Linked DNA regions of Homo sapiens: region 1 is linked to region 2. Evidence: read pairs that join two places in POLR2A ChIA-PET (ENCODE). Cell type or tissue: CD4-positive, alpha-beta T cell. All regions are shown on one strand. Each heading gives the region's core, and the rest is flanking DNA. Links, peaks and the distances in the headings are about the cores only.

The links. ChIA-PET counts read pairs that join two places held together with the same protein. Peaks named below come from ENCODE experiments on the same cell type or tissue, not always from the same donor. Only the 100,000 strongest peaks of a DNase experiment are listed, where the experiment ranks them.
Region 1: POLR2A ChIA-PET joins it to region 2 with 10 read pairs; 2 of 35 experiments call an interaction of 5 or more read pairs at or near these places.

Annotation. Positions count from the first base shown.
Region 1 is chr10:43,421,760-43,424,665 of GRCh38, reverse strand. It overlaps LINC02916 (long intergenic non-protein coding RNA 2916), which reads right to left. Exons shown (of 2, transcript NR_186397.1): 2 at 1,264-2,906. Among named protein-coding and RNA genes, the nearest start is that of LINC02916, 2.6 kb to the right of the region's middle. In CD4-positive, alpha-beta T cell, for the core only: no CTCF peak of the experiment used is centred there; no DNase peak of the experiment used is centred there.
Region 2 is chr10:42,985,545-42,988,450 of GRCh38, reverse strand. No RefSeq gene overlaps it. Among named protein-coding and RNA genes, the nearest start is that of LINC01264, 5.5 kb to the right of the region's middle. RefSeq lists an enhancer at 141-786. In CD4-positive, alpha-beta T cell, for the core only: no CTCF peak of the experiment used is centred there; no DNase peak of the experiment used is centred there.

The DNA of each region.
Region 1 (2,906 bases), core at 312-2,811, 440 kb before region 2:
GAGTGAACGAAATAACAGACTTTCAAAGAAATTACGCAACTTGTCACTGATCATGTACATTTGTTATTCACAGTGCTTTGTGCACTGACGAGCTGGCAACGAAGTTTATATTTTATGTAATTGCTCATACTTAACATACTGTAGTAACTGATATTTGAACCCTGTTGTTGGGAGACTGATGTTACTTAACAAAACCATGGTAAGCGAAATCCATGCATATCTGGGCCTTGTACAATCAAGTCTGGCTGTATAATGTATTTCTATGACATTGGACAAGTCCCTCCGAGAGATAAAACCACCCATCTCTCAGAGTTACCATGCGAAGTAGTGATCACATAAATATGTTCTACACAGCAGTGGGCAGACAGCTGCCAGGCTTTTGAGTAGGAATAATTAATATTTGTGGCAGCAGAAACAAAATCTAGTTTTTTTGTAAAAAATTCCAAAATTAGCCAGGTGCGGTGCTCATGTCTGTAATCCCAGCACTTTGGGAGGCCAAGGCAGGCGGATCGTGAGGTCAAGAGATAAAGACCATCCTGGCCAACATGGTGAAACCCCATCCCTACTGAAAATACAAAAATTAGCTGGGCGTGATGGCACGCACCTGTAGTCCCAGCTACTCACGAGGCTGAGGCAGGAGAATCACTTGAACCCGGGAGGCGGAGGTTGCAGTGAGCTGAGATTGCACCATAGCACACCAGCCTGGGTGACAGAACAAGACTCCATCTCAAAAAAAAAAAAAAAAATCCAAAATTGCTTTTAGATTCCTACTGATGTGATTAAACAGAAGACTCAATACTTTATGGAAATATATACATTTCCTACGCCCAGCTAATTTTTGTATTTTCAGTAGAGACAGGGTTTCTCCATGTTGGTCAGGCTGGTCTATGAACTCCCAACCTCAGGTGATCCGCCCACCTTGGCCTCCCAAAGTGCTGGGATTACAGGCATGAGCCACCGTGTCCGGCCAGCAGTCTGAAACTTCTTAAGTCTTACCTAAATTATCTAGTTTTGAGAGGATGAAGGCAGTTAGAATGTCTAAAGCAAGGTACTGTGTAACTACAAAAGAGGACTGTTGCCTTGTTTCCAGGGATGGAGGAGGTAGAATAGGGGTATAAGGTGAGAAAAGGGATGGTGTTCCGCACAGTGTTCTGTGTTTTTCTGAGTCAGATCTACATGGGAGCTTCATTATTTGGTTTGCAATTTCTAAAATACTCTTAACTCTAGTCCCAAGTGCAAGAATGAACATATTCCAGTAACAAATAACAGATTAAATTTTTTTTTTTAATTAATTTATTTTTTTTTTATTGATCATTCTTGGGTGTTTCTCGCAGAGGGGGATTTGGCAGGGTCATAGGACAATAGTGGAGGGAAGGTCAGCAGATAAACAAGTGAACAAAGGTCTCTGGTTTTCCTAGGCAGAGGACCCTGCGGCCTTGGCCTTCCGCAGTGTTTGTGTCCCTGGGTACTTAAGATTAGGGAGTGGTGATGACTCTTAACCACTGCCTAATCCAGTCTGCCTGGATGCCAGACTGGGCAGCCAGGCAGAGGGGCTCCTCACATCCCAGACGATGGGTGGCCAAGCAGAGACGCTCCTCACTTCCCAGACGGGGTGGCGGCCGGGCAGAGGCTGCAATCTCGGCTCTCCGGGAGGCCAAGGCAGGCGGCTGGGAGGTGGTTGCAGCGAGCCGAGATCACGCCACTGCACTCCAGCCTGGGCACCATTGAGCACTGAGTGAACGAGACTCCATCTGCAATCCCGGCACCTCGGGAGGCCGAGGCTGGCGGATCACTCGCGGCTAGGAGCTGGAGACCAGCCCGGCCAACACAGCGAAACCCCGTCTCCACCAAAAAAAAACGAAAACCAGTCAGGCGTGGCGGTGCGCGCCTGCAATCGCAGGCACTCGGCAGGCTGAGGCAGGAGAATCAGGCAGGGAGGTTGCAGTGAGCCGAGATGGCAGCAGTACCGTCCAGCCTTGGCTCGGCATCAGAGGGAGAGGGAGAGGGAGAGGGAGAGGGAGGGGGAGGGAGAGGGAGAGGGAGAGGGAGAGGGAGAGGGAGAGGGCCCCTTTGTTTCTTATAGGAGATGCTGGGTAATCCAGATTAAATTTTTGACATCTATAATTTTAGTTTGCTATAGCATGTTCCTTTCTAAGTGTTCTCTTTTATTTTATTTATTTAGTTATCTATTTCTTGAAATGGAGTCTCACTCTGTCGCCCAGGCTGGAGTGCAGTGAAGCAATCTTGATTCACTGCCACCTCCACCTCCCAGGTTCAAACTATTCTCATTCCTCAGCCTCCGGAGTAGCAGGGATTACAGGCGTGTGCCACCATACCAGGCTAATTTTTGTATTTTTTAGTAGAGACAGGGTTTTGCCATGTTAGCCAGGCTGGTCTGGAACTCCTGGCCTCAAGTGATCCGCCAGCCTTGGCCTCCCAAAGTGCTGGGATTACAGGCGTGAGTCACTGTGCCCGGTCTAAGTGTTCTTTCTATATGGAAATACAGATATATTGATGAGTCATATGCATAAGGATAACAAAGTCCACCACTTTTTTTTTTTTTTTTAAGAGACGGGGTCCTGCTCTGTCACCCAGGCTGAAGGGCAGTGGTGTGATCCCAGCTCACTGTAACCTCAACCTCCTAGGCTGAGTAATCCTCCCACCTCAGCTTCCCAAGTAGCTAAGATTATAGGTGCACACCACCACACCTGGCTAATTTTAAAATTTTTGTAGAGACAGGGTCTCGCTTATGCCGCCAAGGTTGGTCTTGAACTGCTAGGCTCAATCGATGCTCCCGCCTTGGCTTCACAAAGTGCTGGGATTACAGGCGTGAGCCACCAAGCCCAGCTAACTCATAGTCTTTAATACAATTTTTTCCCAGCATCTATAAAATGGTCATTCAGGAG
Region 2 (2,906 bases), core at 217-2,716:
ACATATCTGAGAAGGAAAGCGCTCAGCCATTGGCTGGAAGGCTGGCCCCAGCCCCCAGCATCTGGGTGACCCTGCAAGGTGAAGCAAGAATGCCCATTTGGGAGGGTGAACAAGAGGGTGCACACCGAGTACCCCAGCTTCTGCTCCATGAAAAGCAGGGTGACCAAGGGTCTCTAGGGCAGGCCTGAGCCTGGGGTGTTAGGCCCAGGGTGGCTGCAGAGCCCCAACCAAGAGCACCTCCCCAGTACTCTCTCCAGTCGATACGCTGGACTCCAGGAAAAGGGAGGATCAGCAAAACTGGGCAGCTCAGTCCCTGTGGAGAGGCAGCAGAAGCGTCCCAGGAGGAAGCGCCCAGCCATAAATGGAGAGAGGAGATTCGGTAAGACCAAGTAATGGTCCTTCAGTGGGAGAGGCAGTCAGCTGGAATTCACAGGCCAGCTTCCAGATCGATACTTCTGTGCTGATTTGCTGAAGAGGCTTTTATGAAGTTTAAGCAGAGTTCATTGTTAAATACTCTTATGTACAAAGGATGTGGGCGGCCATATTAATTCCTTTTCTTTTACAGATCAATAATTACATTGCTGATTTGCTTAAAAGGCTCAGGTCGAGGCAGGGGCGAGGACAGCCCGCCTCACTGCTCCAGGGAGCTGAAGGCTGACATGACAGAGGCTGCAGTGACAGGGGACGATGGTTGGCATGTGGCAGGCATGTGGCTAGTCCTCTGCGGCAGCCAGGTAGGGTCACCTCCAGCCCCAGGGCTTCCCTTTGAACTCAGTCCTCCCTGTCTCTGAAGCTCTTCTCTCTGAGCTGAGCAGACAGTAACGTGACTTCAGGGAGCTCTCCCAGCCTCCTCTGCTCTTCTCTACACACCCAGCCTGCAGCCCAGCTCAGAGGAGCTGGGAGAGGAGACCTCGTAGGAGCTCTGAGCAAGAGGCCTGCTAGGGGAGAAGGGAGTGGAGAGGCCCAGGTGGCCTGAGGCCAGCGCCAATACTGCTCCCAAGACAGGAACAACAGGGAGTCTGGGACTCTGTACCCCGAGAAGGTGTCACCGTCAGGCCAGTGACCAGACCCCTCACAGGGACCAAGGTGGCGGTTGTGCACAGCTCTTTTCAGCTGTGGCTGTCAGCCTTGATGCTTCCTCTTTGATATTGTGACAGGATGGAGCATGACTGGTGTGTGGGTGTGTGGTGGATCGGGCAGGGCCCCGGGTCTTCCCATGATCGCCTGTGTGCTGCTGCCTGCTAGCAATCCCTGCCTTTGTCCAGCAAGGTGCTTTCATGCCTAGGAGCTCAGGAGGCTGACACAATAGACCTCCTGTGAGGTGGGAGCTTGGCAGGTTTGGGGTGCTCATTCCTGACTGTGGAGTAGGATCATGGGCTGTGCCCACTGAAGCAGCCTGCAGGAGGCTCAGCGGGGGGATCCTGGTCACCTCATATTACCCCTGCTCAGAGGCCACCGTACACATAAAAAAAAGGAGAAACAACAGTGTGGTGAGCAGCATCAATTAATGTCTCTCATCTGGATGGTCAGGAGGTTTCCTTGCCCCGGCCAGGACATGTATCATGTGTGATGGCTGTGGAAGGAGCTACATCTGAGCTCAGTGGTGAAGAGTGCCTGTAATTGATTAATAATGTCTACCACGGACAGGGCAAGGGCAGTGGTGACTCGTGAGTCATATATTTTCAGCCTCACACAGACCATAGAGTATGTTTGGCACTAAAAGCCCCATATGGATTGAGATTTGCAGAATCTCTTGGAAAAAAAGATACATCCTGGCTGAGCAGATCCTAGGGTCTCTTGACTGACCCTGCACATGTACACAGGTGCACAGATGCTGCCAGGAGGCCATTATGAATTCTATTTTATCTAATAGCCTGGTCAGGAAATGGAAGGGTATATTACAGATCATTAAGTGGGTGAAGGAATTTGACAACCTTTGATCCGACTCAGTAAAATAGATGGCATGAATTAATTCCCTGGCTTGTGGAGAGAAGAAAAGTCATCCTTCAACAGTGGTGACAGGCAGGGAGTTCACCCCCTGTGGGACAGATTCTAGGGAAGGCATGCAGCAGCTTCCCTGGGAGTGAAGGGCTGAGATGCATGGGGTGGGGAGCAGGAACCTGAGGGCCCCAGGCTGCCCCTCCAAGCCCCTGCTCCAGCCAAGGTATCATGAGAGGCACTAGTGTGTCCCTCACTTCCCCTTGGCCAGGGGACAGCTCTCAGGGAATGTTCTCCAAGACCAGGGGACAGCCCTTGAGGGCAACATGGGCACCAGTTACCCCTGAGGGCCAGGCCTGGGTCCCTAGGACTGACCCCTGTGCTCGTGCCTCACTGACCCTGCAAGGGGGCCGGGGATGGGGGCTCAGGGCAGGAACCTCAGGTCAGGCTCACAATGTCCAGTTACAAACAAGTCCACCTGGACATCCAGTAGGTATTCAAAAGGCACTTGTCCCCATTTCCTTCCCCATAGGCCTGCCCTCGCCCCACTCCAGCTGATGATAGCCCTGCACTCCCAGTTTCTCAGGCCACAGGTCCTGGCGTCTCCCTGGGTGCTGGCTTCTCTCATTTCCTTCACCCCACGCACCAGCAGTTCCCGTGGTCCCAGAATCTGACCCCTCACCTCCTGCCCACCTGCTGCATCTCTGCAGTGGCCCATTCTGCACTTTCCTGTCCACCAGCACTGCAGCCTGTCCTCCTGTTCTCTGCCCGAGACAACAGGATTCTCCTGAGATGTAAGTCAGAACCCACTGTGCCACTGCTCCAGCCATGTGCTGCTCTCTTGGGCACCTCACTGATCCACCAGGGACCCCTAGCCAGGGCCTCGATACTGGCGTCCCCCATGCCTGGCATGATCTCCCCCAGGTGTCCACATGGCTCAGCATCACCTCGGCAAGTTCTGTCCTCAG